Regions from separate parts of the Homo sapiens genome. Here region 2 is linked to region 1. A link is a loop called in an ENCODE intact Hi-C map of the cell type or tissue named here. Cell type or tissue: heart left ventricle. All regions are shown on one strand. Links, peaks and the distances in the headings refer to the core of each region. The heading gives the core; the rest is flanking DNA.

Region 1 (7,697 bases), core at 2,982-5,481:
TGAGTCCAGGCAGTCCTGGGAGGATTGCTAGCTTCTTTCCTGTGAAGGTCAAGCACACACTCGGGTGGGCAGGCAGGTGTGGGGGTGGCAGAAGTCTGCCCCAGCATGGCTGTCGGCCAGCAGGAGTGCCTATTCCACCCTAAGCAGGCCAGGGACTTGGCTGGAGAGTAGAAGCCCTGAAGCTGCGGGGGGTCGGGGAAGGAAGGGAGTGAGGGTTGCCAAAGACACTGAAAAGACTCTGGTGGGGCCCAAGGCCCAGATTTGGGGTTTGGGGTCCCTGAGCAAGCATCCCAGCCCAAACTTACTGCTTGAGATTTCCTGTAAGTTGTTTCAGCTATGGGATCAGGACCAGGACCCACTGGGCACCTAAGACAATGGCTTACATGATGGGTTTGGAGAAGTTCCTAGAAGGCTTTTTCTGCATCCCCTGAAGCATCCCTCTCCAGGTGCCCTTTAAAAACACGTAATCCCTGGGAGGGGTCATGGTGCATATCACCGCTCCTTGGGGAGAACCCAAAGATGGGCGGGCACCTTTCCTGTCAGAAAGAGCAGAAGGGCTTGGGCTCGGAAAAGCAAGAAGCCTCGCAGGCTTCCAGGGCTGGGCCTGAGCAGGGCTCACTGGGGGCCCAGGCTGCCCCTCAGCTCCACCTTCCCTTCCTCCCTCCCTGCCAGAGCCAATGAGGATAGGCCCCCTACCTTCTCCTCCCTCCCGGGGGCTCCTTAGCCAGGAGTTTCATGCCAGGGAGGAAGTGGAAGGACTCCTTTAGGGGGTCCTTAAGACATCTCCCCATCCCTGGCCTCAAGGCTTGGGTTTGGCTGGACCTACCCTCCTAACTCCAGATCTCTCTGGCACCAGATTCCCAGCCCAGGGGAGACACCTGAGAACCCCCCAGATGGTGACACACCTCTGTGGTCCTCTGTCAGGGACATAACCTCCCAGCACAGATTTGCAAACTCCCTGCTGCAGGCACAGGCAGGGCTATCGGGCCCCAGGTGTGGCTCCCCTGCCTTGGTTCAGGGAGTGGAGACACAGTTGCCCACTGCTCCCCACCCCACTGCCAGGCCTCTTCTGCCCCCATGGGTCCTGGGGTGGGGGAGCCTTGGGAGTGAAGAATGCCTCTGACCCAGATTCTTCAAGCAGCCTCTGAGCTCAGAGGAAGAGTCTGCCTCACGGCAGCCTCCCTGGGGTCTAGCTGTCAATCGCCCAGGAAGAAATACCCAGCGCAGGACCCGGCGGGGAGCTGGCCTTCTCTGTCTTCCCAGGTGCAGCAGAGCGAGTGTAAGGAGCTGTCTTGGGCCTGCCCAGCCTGGTGCCCTGCGGGGGACTGCTGGCACAGGACTGTGACTGGGCTTCAGCTCTGTCTGAAAATCTTTGCTCAGAGCACCTCCCTAGTTTGATCTGATACCCCGCCTGACCCTGCCAGAGTCCAGAGGTCACGGCGGCCAGCCCCTGCCTCCGGGAAGGTTATTCCAAATGCTCCCACAGCCCTGACCCTTCCTGTTGCTTTGTCCCTGCAGCCCAACTCCTCTTTCCGACCGCCGCAGAAAGACAACCCCCCAAGCCTGGTGGCCAAGGCCCAGTCCTTGCCCTCGGACCAGCCGGTGGGGACCTTCAGCCCTCTGACCACTTCGGATACCAGCAGCCCCCAGAAGTCCCTCCGCACAGCCCCGGCCACAGGCCAGCTTCCAGGCCGGTCTTCCCCAGCGGGATCCCCCCGCACCTGGCACGCCCAGATCAGCACCAGCAACCTGTACCTGCCCCAGGACCCCACGGTTGCCAAGGGTGCCCTGGCTGGTGAGGACACAGGTGTTGTGACACATGAGCAGTTCAAGGCTGCGCTCAGGATGGTGGTGGACCAGGGTGACCCCCGGCTGCTGCTGGACAGCTACGTGAAGATTGGCGAGGGCTCCACCGGCATCGTCTGCTTGGCCCGGGAGAAGCACTCGGGCCGCCAGGTGGCCGTCAAGATGATGGACCTCAGGAAGCAGCAGCGCAGGGAGCTGCTCTTCAACGAGGTGGGAGGACAGGGTGGGACACAGACGGGGGCGTTGGGGATGGGCAGTGAGCAGCCAGCCAGGCTGGACATCTGTGAGCAGGGGCAGTGGGTGGCCATGCGTCTGGGCACTGTGCCTGGCACTCAGGCCCCCGCCTGCCCCCAGGTGGTGATCATGCGGGACTACCAGCACTTCAACGTGGTGGAGATGTACAAGAGCTACCTGGTGGGCGAGGAGCTGTGGGTGCTCATGGAGTTCCTGCAGGGAGGAGCCCTCACAGACATCGTCTCCCAAGTCAGGTGGGCAGCTGGGAGGGCTGGACCCTGAGTGCAGGCTGCCCTCACCATGGCCCTGCCAGGGCAATGTGGTCTTCTGCCTGTGGCCCAGAAGACTTGGGATGCCTGGGCTCCCCTGCCTGCTGGGGTAACTGAGACCCAGGGGTCTTGGGAGTGGAGAAGAGAAGGATAGCTTCTAGCCAAAGCTCAGGCCCCAGTTTTCACCAGGGCTATGGCCTGACTGTGCTGCCAAACAGATTGCCTGGGAGCTGTGGGGCCTAGCACCAGGGACTCCTACTCTGCTCAGCCACCCCACGACCTGCCAGAGCTAACGTTCTCTTTCATCGGGTGGCCCCACCTTCCTGTCCAGGCTGAATGAGGAGCAGATTGCCACTGTGTGTGAGGCTGTGCTGCAGGCCCTGGCCTACCTGCATGCTCAGGGTGTCATCCACCGGGACATCAAGAGTGACTCCATCCTGCTGACCCTCGATGGCAGGGTAGGTCCCATCCTGTCCCTGGCACAGCCACGCTCCCACTTCCTCCTGATCCACCACTCACTCCCTTTTCAACCGCAGGTGAAGCTCTCGGACTTCGGATTCTGTGCTCAGATCAGCAAAGACGTCCCTAAGAGGAAGTCCCTGGTGGGAACCCCCTACTGGATGGCTCCTGAAGTGATCTCCAGGTCTTTGTATGCCACTGAGGTAACCGTTCCCTCCACCCCCCAGACCTCCCAAAAGCAACTTGGCAACTGGCAGCTCTTCTGCTGTGGCCCCTCCAGTGAGCTCACCAAAAGCAGCCCTGGTTTTCAGAGTCCCACCTAGTCAACACCCTTCCCCCTTTCGATGGGGCTGCTCTTACCCAGTGACTTTGCTGCCAGGAACGAGTCCTGCAAGTGCTTTCCTCAGCTCAAGGGCAGAATGGGGTATGGCCGGGCCTCCTATGTATGATGGCCTTTCTCTGAGTGACTGACAGCTGTGTCCCTATAGGCAGTGGTCACTCATGCAGGCAGTAACTGGCCACAGGGCAGGTGACCAGGGGAGGAAGGAGACAGACCCACCAAGGAGAGCTGGGGCCAGCTGTCCCCCCTCCACCACTGCTGCCACCAGAACGCAGCTACCAATGGGCCAGGGTCTGGCCATGGGGTCAGGGACATTTTCCTCCTGCAGGTGGATATCTGGTCTCTGGGCATCATGGTGATTGAGATGGTAGATGGGGAGCCACCGTACTTCAGTGACTCCCCAGTGCAAGCCATGAAGAGGCTCCGGGACAGCCCCCCACCCAAGCTGAAAAACTCTCACAAGGTCAGTTGGCACACAAGGGTGCGACCTCGCAGACCCCATTCCTCCTGAGGCAAGGGGACCAGAACCTGGGCTCCCAGCATCTCCCTTCCACTGAAGCCACAGGGTCTGGGCTCCTGGAAAAGGCTCCTCTTTCCCCACACAAAACCCGCACCTGGGTGTGGAGCCGCATCTACGCACAAGTTCGCATGTGCGCTCCGACAAGTCGCCTCCCACGGCTGTGGCAGGAGAGTTGCTGCTTGGCAGAAGGGTTGCTGCTTGGCAGGCACTGGTCGGAAGCCCAGTGGGGCCCATGAGCAGGGAAAGCCAGGACACCAGCAATCCCTGCTGTCCAGGGAGGGATCCGGAGAAGCTTCACTGAGCACAAACCCTTCTAACCCGTGTCGGGAGATCCATACCATGATTCGATGTCCCTGTCCATCACGGCGAGTCGGCTCATGCTCCATCGTTGCACACCCCGACACAGCTAAGCCACAGCGTTCCCCTTAAAGCCAGTATAAGTGCATGGAAGTGTATACATGTAACCCTTTTTGCCAAATCGGCCCCAACCCCGCAGGCCTTACTGTGGACGCCCCCTGCTGGCAGGTCAGCACGGGGCTGCTAAGTGGCACCGCCATCTGGTGGCCAAAACAAGAAATGTCTCAGAGGGCTGAAGCCTCTCCTCTAAAATAGCAAAAAAACAAGAGTTCTGTGGCCCCAACACAAAGCTGGATGGGAGGACCAACAGGAAACATCTTCCAAGACAACTGGTCCTTGGAGCCCGCACCGCTAACCCCAAAATTAGCATATAAAGATCTCCAGTTGGCTAATTCCTCAGAGGATGTAGCCTTCTGCCCAAGACTCAGCCTCATCCCAAGATACTGGCTCAAAATGAACCAAGATAAGCCCTTGCTTTAGACTCTTAAGGCCTAGAGCAACAAAGAAATCTTCCTTTTCAGGTCTCACTTTATTTTCTATTTTTCAGAGTACTTCCTCATCCTTGACTTGTTTGTTTCTGTTGTTGTTGGTTTTTTTTTTTTTTTTTTTTTTGGAGATGGAGTCTCTCTCTGTTGCTCAGGCTGGAATGCAGTGGTGCGATCTCAGCTCACTGCAACCTCCGCCTCCTGGGTTCAAGCAATTCTCCTGCCTCAGCCTCCTGAGTAGCTGGGATTACAGGCACGTGCCACCATGCTCAACTAATTTTTGTATTTTTAGTAGAGACAGGGTTTCGCCATGTTGGTCAGGCTGGTCTACGAACTCCTGACCTCGTAATCTGCCCAACTTGGCCTCCCAAAGTGCTGGGATTACAGGCTTGAGCCACTGCGCCCAGCGACCTGTTTTTAAAATCTCAAAAGCCCTATGTGGCAGACAGGGCAAGCATACTTTATCACTAGCCCATTTTACAGATGAGAAAACTGAGGCCTAGAGAAAACTGTGACTTGCCTGAGATCACGGATAGAGCCAGATCTGGATCACTGATGCCAATCCTCTGCCCCTTCCACAGAGCTATAGCATCTGAATGCTGAGAGCCTTGAGGGGGTGGGGAGGGACAAGGGAACAGGAAGTTAAAAAACCAGCGAATTCATGACTTTCAAACAATGATAAGTCCAGGCAATCAGGTCACCCCGAAGTGACTGCAAATTGTGGCTTCATCTTACTGCCCTGCCTCTACAGGTCTCCCCAGTGCTGCGAGACTTCCTGGAGCGGATGCTGGTGCGGGACCCCCAAGAGAGAGCCACAGCCCAGGAGCTCCTAGACCACCCCTTCCTGCTGCAGACAGGGCTACCTGAGTGCCTGGTGCCCCTGATCCAGCTCTACCGAAAGCAGACCTCCACCTGCTGAGCCCACCCCAAGTATGCCTGCCACCTACGCCCACAGGCAGGGCACACTGGGCAGCCAGCCTGCCGGCAGGACTTGCCTGCCTCCTCCTCTCAGTATTCTCTCCAAAGATTGAAATGTGAAGCCCCAGCCCCACCCTCTGCCCTTCAGCCTACTGGGCCAGGCCGGACCTGCCCCCTCAGTGTCTCTCCCTCCCGAGTCCCCAGATGGAGACCCCTTTCTACAGGATGACCCCTTGATATTTGCACAGGGATATTTCTAAGAAACGCAGAGGCCAGCGTTCCTGGCCTCTGCAGCCAACACAGTAGAAAAGGCTGCTGTGGTTTTTTAAAGGCAGTTGTCCACTAGTGTCCTAGGCCACTGCAGAGGGCAGACTGCTGGTCTCCACAGATACCTGCTGTTCTCAGCTCCAGCTTCAAACCTCGAGTCTCGAGAGGGCCACGGGGTGGTTTTTATGACCGGAATCCCGCTTCCTCCCTCACGTCTGATGTCCTGAAGGTGCAGTCCCACCTGTACAGCCCCTCCCCGCCCAGAACTGTGAATGGCCTGCTCCAGGCCATGGCTGGGGGCAGGGAGTGAGGGGACAATTTCTGAGTGAAAGAGAAAGAATGGGGTCGGTGGTGAAGGTGCTCTCACTTTACAGAATGGAGAGAACATCGTGTGTGTGTGTGTGTGTGTGTGTGTGTGTGTGTGTGTGTAAGGGGAGGAAAGCCACCTTGACAGCCCAGGTCCCTCCAGGTCACCCACAGCCAGTTTCAGGAAGGCTGCCCCTCTCTCCCACTAAGTTCTGGCCTGAAGGGACCTGCTTTCTTGGCCTGGCTTCCACCTCTCCACTCCTGTGTCTACCTGGCCAGTGGAGTGGTCCATGCTAAGTCTAACACTCCTGGGAGCTCAGGAGGCTTCTGAGCTTCTCCTGTACTGTGCATCGTGAGGGCCAGAGACAGGAATGTAAGGATTGGCAACTGTGTTACCTTTCAAGTTTATCTCAATAACCAGGTCATCAGGGACCCATTGTTCTCTTCAGAACCCTATCTGGGAGAGAAGGCGAACCACCTCCGGGTTTCCATCATGTCAAGGTCACAGGCATCCATGTGTGCAAACCATCTGCCCCAGCTGCCTCCACAGACTGCTGTCTCCTTGTCCTCCTCGGCCCTGCCCCACTTCAGGGCTGCTGTGAGATGGAATTCCAGGAAAGAACTTCAGGTGTCTGGACCCTTTCTATCTAGATAATATTTTTAGATTCTTCTGCTCCCTAGTGACCTACCTGGGGGCAAAGAAATTGCAAGGACTTTTTTTTAAGGGTCAGAGTTTTCAAAACAAAAGCATCTTCCCTAGAAATTTTTGTGAATTGTTTGCACTTGTGCCTGTTTTAAATTAAATTGAGTGTTCAAAGCCATTGGGCTTCCTGTGTCTCTGGGAGCGGAGACCGGCCGTCTTGGAGGGGGGTCTCCTGTGGCGGGTGAATCTCGTGTAGCCTCCCCTCCTCCCCACGTGAGCTCTCCAGCAGCCACACCACAGAACACCCAACTTCCCTGGTGGCCTGTGGACCCGAAAGGAGGGCAGAGAGGAAGGGAAACAGGAAGTGAAAGGCCCTTGGGAATGAAGGCGATGAAAAATAGACGGGGCTACTTCCCCAGGGGAGAAGAGCCCACAAGGAAAGCCAGGGCCCTGCGCTGCGTTTGCGGGGGGTGGCCGAAGTGGCTGACGACCACCCTGTGTGTCAGCTTCTCCCATCCTCTGCGCGCTCCTCACCCCCACCCCAGACCTCCAGCTGTCCATAGGAAGTGGTCTGAAACCGCTTCCAGTGGGAGAGCAGTCCCTGCCTCACTCCTCAGGACTGAGGGAGATGGTGTGGGGTTCAAAAAGAACGGAGCAGAGCCTGGAAACCAGGGAGCCTGGGCTTTCGTTCTGGGGGTGGGGAGGTGGATGAAATTATCTTGCAACTTCCAGCTCCCACACGGATTCCCGCACTTCCTTCCTGAGATCTCCCACTGCCCAGGATTCAGGAGCAAGCCAGGAGCAAGGAACCATGCAGCCTTTCTTTCACTCCCCAGTGCATTCACACCCTGACAGGTGCCCTGGTGCTGCGGCTGGCCCGGCCTGTCCCCCCAGCTCAGCAGAAGCAGCACCTGTGACTTACCTTCAGGAGCCAGCACAGTAGGACGGGCAGGGCGGAGGCTCACTAAGGCAGGGGCCTCCACAGGAGGCAAAGGCTCGGTCCATCTCTCCAAAGGGAGCCGAGGGTCAGGAGTGCTTGATAAGGCAAAGAGAGGCCAGTTCTCGCAACGGAATAATACACTGGATTTATTAA
Region 2 (7,697 bases), core at 3,311-5,810, 490 kb before region 1:
GGTTATGTCAAAGCTGTTTCATCTTCTCCAGTCTCATAGGTGTAAAAGGTATCTGTGAATTTGGTTTACATTTCTTCACGAGAAAAGTTGAGTCTCTAATCAATTGTTTGCTGTTTGCATCTTTTTATTTTTCCTGTGAAATGCCTATTTGCATCCTTTGCCGTTTACGGTCTAGTTTAAATGGCTGGTGATCAGTTCTAGATCTTGGTGGGAAGATCCAAATCTCGGGAAAGTAGAAGCCTTGGTTACAGGTCCTAATGTTAGGTGATTCCTGGAGAAATAGCCTCCGCGGAGGCAGAAGCCGCTGGGGCCCCGCCCCCAATGAGCCCGCCCCCGCCCTCTCATTGGCCCTGTCCGCTCTCCCTGACAGTCCATCTACATGCCAAGCGGCCCGACGCAGCTCCGCCCCGCCCACTCCTCGGCGCACCGCCCCGCGACCGAGCTCCGCCCTCATCTGCGCGGCCCCTCACCTTCCCGCCGGGCCTCCTCGAGGAACTGGCCGCCGTCAGTCAGGGCGCAGATGGCCGCAGAAGCGCGCCGCAGACACTCGCCGCGCCAGCCACTTACCCCCAGAGGAGAGGGGTCTCTCCCGCCACCTCAGCCTCTCTGGTAGTGGAAGAAGCCGCCGGTCCAGATCCCTCCTGCCTGTGGGACCGCTGTTTCCCTGGCAACCAGATGCGCGATGCTTCCGGTCTCGCGATAGCGGAAAGGGCTGTACCATCCGGAAATGGGACCGGGGCCGGCGGCTGTTGGAGCCCTGCGAGCTGGGACGGCCGGCGTGTGTCCTTCCGTCTTCGCTGCCGACGGTGGGGGTTGGGAGCGATTTTTCGTCTTTAGGTTGGATTCGGAACGCGGACGTCTGGATGCTTGTGTATCTCTGTCCCTCATATTGCTGTGATGCCTTACAGGTCAGTTATCCTCTCCGAGCACAGTTTCCTCCTCCGTAAAATGGGAACAATAATAATTCCCTTCTTACAAGACTTGTGCAGCTCAAAAAGACCATGTATGTGAAGCTCTAGTAAATTTGGGGTGCTATGGAAATTTTAAAAATATGAGTTTTGCACAGATTCGGCTACAGTCCAAAAAGAGTTATAATTGCTTTTTGCACCTTCTTTCATTTCGTAGTTTCTCTAATTCTCAGTGCACGAAAATTATTTCCCTACGTCCACAAACTGATTTTCCTCACCTCCATTGCCATCATTTCTCCTGCTTTCCAGTCTGAACAGCACATTACCGTTTACAGGGCATTTTCACATTCATGGCCCCTTTGTCCTCATTGTTTTAACTAGGTACGATGTGGTTTTTTTTCAGCGAAGCAAATAGTCGTAGGCTGAGTTGCCGAAAGAACACAGCTGCAGTCTAGGCGAGTGCTGGGTATAAAAACCTGGCTATAAATGCCATCCCTATGCTCCTGAATCCTGCATCTTATCACCAGCCCAGACTTCCCTGAACTCCAGACTCCTTTACCTAACTGCCTATTTGGCATATCCACTTAGATGTGTAAGCATCTCAAACTTAACACGGGAAAAAACAACTTCTCCAGAGTCCCCCACCCACTTTCTATCCATCTCAGCAAATGGTAATTTCAGCCTGCCATGCCTAGACCAAAAACCTTGGAGTCATCCTCAATTCTTCTTCCTCTCTCACTCTACAATCTATTTGTCCTATCAGCTCAACATTCAAAATATATTCAGAATCCAAACATTCGTCACAACTTCAGTGCTTCCATTCAGGTTCATACTGACATCATCTCTAAATGATAAGGCTTTCTGTTGGCTCTCTGACCTCCACTCCTACCTACTGCTTTCCCCTGGTAAACCTGGTTCCAGCCTCACTGTCCTCATTGTTAGTGTTTCTGTGCAGGGATTTCTTCCCAGCATTTCTCAGGGAATTTATGTGGCTTTCCAAATCTCAAAAGAAAAAAAGTTGCAAACTGAAGAAAATGGGAGAAAGTATCCTAATCCTCCTATGAGAATTAAAACTTAGCAGCCGACCTAGAGATGTTACTGAAGAAATTCACCAATGTCAAGTTGAAAACCAGCACAGGAAATGCTGAGTTCGAGGTTGAGGTGAACATTTTCAGGAACCAGGTCAGGAGCACTTGGGAGAGACATGGCCACAATCTCATCAGTCAGTCTTGTTTGTAGTTGGTGCCATGAAAGCCTATGTTCCTGGCCCTGTGTGCCGCTGGCAGTGAGTCATTCTTGCAAATAAAATATAAATAGGTTGATACTCATTGTATACTTTATACAAATTCTATGAGCAGTGTTCAAAAAAGTAACGGGTTTTGGATTCAAAGTAAATCCTTAAATTGACAGTTTCCAACCCATGATTCTGGGTAGTACAGTTAACCCTGCTAGGAGATCTATTATTTGAATACTCCTCAATAATGTTCTCTGTGTTTTCCAGCATTTGAATATTTGCTATAAACCCCACTTCTTGTAAACACTTCTAAATTTAATAGTTCTCATTTTTTAAACAAAGGCTTCAGATACTTGTAATAATGAGTAAAGAATATGAAGAAGGTAGAGAATATTTTAAGAATAAGATTTTGAGAACAGCTGGTAATTCTGATTTCCTGTTTCTGCATCCCAAAGATCAGTATCTGTCAGGAATTTGGAAACACTTGTTGTTCCTCCAGTCCAAATACACACACACACACACCAGCCTGAAATACAGTTTCCCAGCTATCCACCTGGTTTGCTCCTCTCTTTCCTCAGGCGTCCGCTTCCTCAGGAGGGCCTTTCCCAACCACCCTGTATAAAATAATTATCCCCATCTCCACACTCCCTACCCTCTGTCCCCTCAACCCTGCTTTATTTTTTTATGAAGAAGAGAGATGACATTATTTGGATTTTGATATTAAACAGCTAGGTTATCTTAGGTAAATACATAAGCTTTTGTGGGCCACAGTTTCTTCATTTGAAAAATGAAGTTGGACTAGTTTTGCAGTGCTTAACTGCACAGAGCATTAGAATCACCTGGGGAGACTTCATAAACTACACAACCAGGGGTGTACCTGAGATCAAATGAATCTAGGCCTTCTCAACTTTAATGTGCAGACAAATCACCGAGGAATCTTGTTAAAAATGCTGATTCAAAAAAAAAAATGTTGATTCAGTATCAGGTGAGACCTGAGACTAACAGGCTCCTAGATGATGCCAATGCTCCCCGTCCACCGACCGCTGTTTACCTAGCGGCAAGACGAGATCATTGCCAAGTGCCTGCACGGTTCTCATACACCATAAACGAAGGCCATTCTTTCCAGTTTTTAATTTGGTGACTAATAGTGTCCACTAAGAAAACAATACCTTCCCAATTTCTCGGGGGGGGAAGGGGCTGAACTAAGAAAAAGCGGACCTATGATTACTGCTGTTTTCATTTTTTTAACTGTTGTTTTTAAAATGCAACATAAGATGCATATAAAGCAAGTGAAAATAAAATTCGGGTTCCACGTAAACTTTGTGTCTCTTCACTGTTTGTAACCTTTCCAGACTAAGTCCCTATTGACTATATTTGCATAAAACTATTTATCTCATTTTGAATTGTTTTGTCTCTGTGTCACTCTCACGTGTTTATTTACCTCCTGCTGCTTCCATTTTGTAAACTGCCGAGAGGCTGTGTGTGCCTTAAGGGCCAGCTTTAATAAATTGCATTTGTTGTGTATTTGTTTTTAATTTCCCCAGATACTTCTGTGTCAGCTATTGCAGGTGACACCCTCAAAACAGCACGGGGATATAAGTCCGAGAGCACCAAATGTCTATACTGTGTTTTCTGCAGTTCCATTTTCAAAAATCGCAAACACATCCTGGAAAGTGTTGTGCCCTTCAAAGTCATTCATAAAAATTTCTTCTAGAGTCAAGATATTTGAAGCTAAAATTTCCCTGGTCTCATTCCAGGTTGGTGACATATGGCAGTGGCAGTGTTAGTTTCGGAGTTAGCTTTTGTTTTTGTTTGCAGTCTCTCCCTACTCTTGACATCCTCCTTCCGAGTGGAGTCAGATTTGAATGAATGAAAGCGAGCAAGAGCATTGTTTGCCATCTGGGCACCAACTACCATTTCAGCCTTGTTGCCCCGGTTGCCCTTTCCTCACCATAAACTTCAACCGAATGTAACAATATGGTAGGAGAGGGATCTCATTAAGCCTCATATCGTAGATTCTACACACTGGATTTTGTGTATAATAGCCATTCCTACTGGAGAGCAGATAATAGTGTTTACCACTGGATAGTTCCCATGTCCTGTGAATCTATGCTTAGTGTTATTGAAAAACTGCATTTACAAAGTGTTTCAGACTTGCCTTCCAAGCATCATTTCACTTCATTCATAACATTCTATGAGTCGGCACTAGTATTACCTGGATTTAGAGTTGAGAAGCAGAGCACCTAAAGGGTAAGTAATTGTCCCAAGGTCGTTGGGGAACTAACTGGCACCGGGATTCCAACCTAGGTTCCAAAGCCTGCCCTCCATCTCCTCAGGGGTCCGAATTCTAGAAGAGGAGATATTTGTGTCCACTAGATGGTGCTGATTGTCCTCTTAAAAAAAAAAATTGGCAGCCACTTTCAGAAACACGTTCCTTTGGATTTTAGGTGTAATTCAAGAAACCACTGAACTGAAGTATCTTGTATGTCTGAATTGTGCCTGGATGCATCTTTAAATAGCCACCCAAATAGGAAAAGTGAAAATTTGATCTCAAAAAAACTGCATTTTTTAAAATGTTAGTACCTATAAATAATATCAAAAAACCATGGTGACTTTGAGACTCTGAAAATTCTCATACATCTGTATTTACATTAAATCAGTAGACTTAAGAAGAAATACATGTTTTATTCCATGTACCCCTTTTATACCAACTGTACTCCCTCCAGCATCTCCCAATCCTGCTTGGCCACAATGCCATCCATGCCAGCAAGGGTCATGAACAGGGAAGTAAATAAAGCCTGAAAAAAACAACAATCAGATTCTGGAACAGGTAACACTTTTTTCTTTTTCTTTTTTTTTTTTTTTTTTGAGATAAAGTCATGCTCTTTCACCCAGGCTGGAGTGCAGTAGCACAATGATCATGGCTCACTGCAGCCTCAACTTCCCAGGTTCAAGCAACCTCCCACCTCAGCCTCATGAGTAGCTGGGACTACAGGCATGCAACACCATGCCCGGTTGAATTTTTTTTTTTTTTTTTGTAGAGGTGAGGTCTCCCTATGTTGCCCAGGCTTAATGCTATTATTATTGAAAGTAAAATACATGTTAAGTATATGTTTCATATGTGCTTAGTACCTTATTTTAGTACATTTTTTAGAACTTAAAAGCTGTGAAATAAACCCGATTCAAATGGGTTGTCAGATTTTGTTGTTGAGAAGGATCAGTTCAGGTGTTATTTAAAATATTGATTCTAGTCCCTATTACATGATTCAGTGGGTCTGGAATGCAGACCAGGAATCTGCATTTTTAACAAGTCCCTTGGTGCTTGTGGTACAGATGAACCACTGACTTCAAGTTAATGTTTTAGAGGGTAAATAGTGGTGAGGACATTGCTCCTGGAGGCACCATGGAGCCCCCTGCAGCTGTTCTACACGGAGGCTGTGAACAGTGACATCCAGCACTTCCTTTGTAAACAGCAGGCTAGAGACTGAAAAATGCTCTCCCTGTAGAACTCTTTCCCTCCTCTCCCTGTCTGCTGTGGAGTGCTGCACAGAATTAGCTGCTGGTCAGTGGATGTCTCCATTTTTTAAAAGATCAAGCTTACAACTTCTCAATGCCTATTGGTCCAAAAACAGTGATGACTTTAGGTTTGTTTTCAGTTAAAGAAGTTAGATCATGTATTGTCATATAACTATTCAACTGGCTCGAGCGATCCGAATGTCAACCTAGGGGGCCACAAACTTCCAGGACATTGTGAAATTGTGTAAAAATCAGTGCACACATACACACACACACACACACATAGCAGTGCAGCTACATGTTTCTGGCCTAGAGGGTTGTTTTTAAAGATAGTAAAGTAAATCAATGAAAACGAAGGTATGTTATAATATCCAGAGTCATTTGCAGGGGGAAGGTGTCATGTCAAGTGGGCCCTAAAGCAATCAGCTCTGCCAAGTGAGTCATTCTCACCAGAAAGGAGAAAAAAATCGGTTTCTCTTCTTTTCTAAGGAAATTCCCTCAAAGTAACAGACTGCTTAACTTTCTCATGATCTTACTGGCTACAAAGTTTGGTCACCCGCAGCAACTCTGTACCTGTAAAGATTTAAAGAGTTGGCAGAAACTTCCCAAGGCCAGCTGCAGTTTCAGTTGCTGGATGCCCACTGAGATTAGTGTCTCGCCCCTGTCAGCTGAATGGATGTGACACTGCTTGCGCATAATGGCTGAAATTGCACTGCAACTATCAATCCTGGGCTGAAACCAACAGATTCTGAACATTGCCCATGCATTGGGTTTCATGCTTCATGCTTTCAACCTACAGGTAAGCTTGTCTCTGAGTCCAAAACCTAACTTCAGTATTGAGCTTGGTCTCTCTGATCCCATAGGGGTTTGTTAGTTTGTTGTTTTAAATTGGATCTCCTGATCTGTGTACTTGGTTGAGGTAAGCAGGTCTATGCAAACCTACCCCCAAAGGCCAAGGAAGCTGAGAGGCCAATGAAAGAAGCTGACAAGTCCAGTTTCTCAGAAAGAAACATTCAATAAGGGCTTACAAACAGAAGCCATGTCTCTGGCGGCCAGAGAGACAGTGGATCCCCGCAACTGCCCTCCAGAAAGCATCTTTTATATAGCAAGATTTTAGGGAAAGATGTGCAGCCAGTCATGCCTCAGGCCTTCTTGCAAAACTCATGACCCCTGGGGTGGTTAGATAAGCATCTCTATGAGAGTTTATCTATGCTACAGGAACACATTGGTCATCTTGCTATGCAACAGGCCGTTTTCCTACAATACTAAAATGAAGCTTTAGTATATAGTTATGTAAGCCTTCATTATTATGTAAACCTTTGTACATATTTTAACAAAAAATAAAGGAAGCTAAAATAATTAAGATGCCATATTAGAAACATTCAAATCAAATATTTAGGGTGTTAAGCAGCAAGGTAAGGAAATGATTTTTCTCAGAGTTAACATCTCAGACATAAAGAAATAAGAAGTAAACCACCCCAGGGGTTTGTTCATCAGTCATGGGTCAGGCTGCCACAATGTTTAAGTCTCATCCTGGCATTCTTAGCTTCTCACTTTATTTCTTACACAATCTTTTTCTTAGCTGGAATCCAAAGTAATGTTTCTATCTGAACATACAGTGTTTATTACACTAGGAACTAGTCATCATTTTGAAGACTTGGTTTTCTTGTTTACATTTTTAAAATTTGATCATCCAAACTCCTTTCTTAATAGAAGCTGGCTTATTTTCCCCTTATTTTGCCATAATAGGCAAACTAAAATTAGTGCTTTAATTTTGTTCAAAATTTGTGATGTTTTATATTTTTGTAATTCATCACTGACACACATTTTAAAATACACATCTCTGGATTTTCTGTCCTGTCTTTGCCAAGAACAGTGTGGCCTGGGCCTAGTCTCTTAACCTCTTTCCACCTCAGTTTCTTTGTCTAGTAAATAAGAGGTAGATAAAGGTTTCTACCACTACTTCCAGCTCTGAGACCCTGTGATTTTCTGATTTAAGCAGTCTCTGCTCTCTTTGGAAATGACCTGCTTCTCAACCC

Evidence for each region. Peaks named below come from ENCODE experiments on the same cell type or tissue, not always from the same donor. Only the 100,000 strongest peaks of a DNase experiment are listed, where the experiment ranks them.
Region 2: a loop joins it to region 1, with 5 times the contacts of the local background. A loop is called at or near these places in 25 of 110 quality-filtered maps.

The regions. Positions count from the first base shown.
Region 1 is chr15:40,270,706-40,278,402 of GRCh38, forward strand. BUB1B-PAK6 (BUB1B-PAK6 readthrough) reads left to right here. Exons shown (of 10, transcript NM_001128629.3): 5 at 1,519-2,016; 6 at 2,161-2,294; 7 at 2,641-2,767; 8 at 2,846-2,971; 9 at 3,437-3,571; 10 at 5,222-6,782. The coding sequence ends at 5,389. PAK6 (p21 (RAC1) activated kinase 6) reads left to right here. Exons shown (of 11, transcript NM_001395430.1): 6 at 1,519-2,016; 7 at 2,161-2,294; 8 at 2,641-2,767; 9 at 2,846-2,971; 10 at 3,437-3,571; 11 at 5,222-6,782. The coding sequence ends at 5,389. It overlaps ANKRD63 (ankyrin repeat domain 63), which reads right to left. Exons shown (of 1, transcript NM_001190479.3): 1 at 7,667-7,697. Among named protein-coding and RNA genes, the nearest start is that of ANKRD63, 8.5 kb to the right of the region's middle. RefSeq lists enhancers at 2,009-2,510, 3,232-3,732. In heart left ventricle, for the core only: CTCF peaks have their summits at 4,163 (motif pointing left) and 4,373; a DNase peak (open chromatin) is centred at 4,156.
Region 2 is chr15:39,782,158-39,789,854 of GRCh38, forward strand. LOC105370941 (a long non-coding RNA gene) reads left to right here and starts at 749. Exons shown (of 1, transcript NR_135665.1): 1 at 749-3,460. It overlaps FSIP1 (fibrous sheath interacting protein 1), which reads right to left and starts at 684. Exons shown (of 12, transcript NM_152597.5): 1 at 471-684. RefSeq lists a silencer at 314-493 and an enhancer at 794-923. In heart left ventricle, for the core only: a CTCF peak has its summit at 4,515 (motif pointing right); no DNase peak of the experiment used is centred there.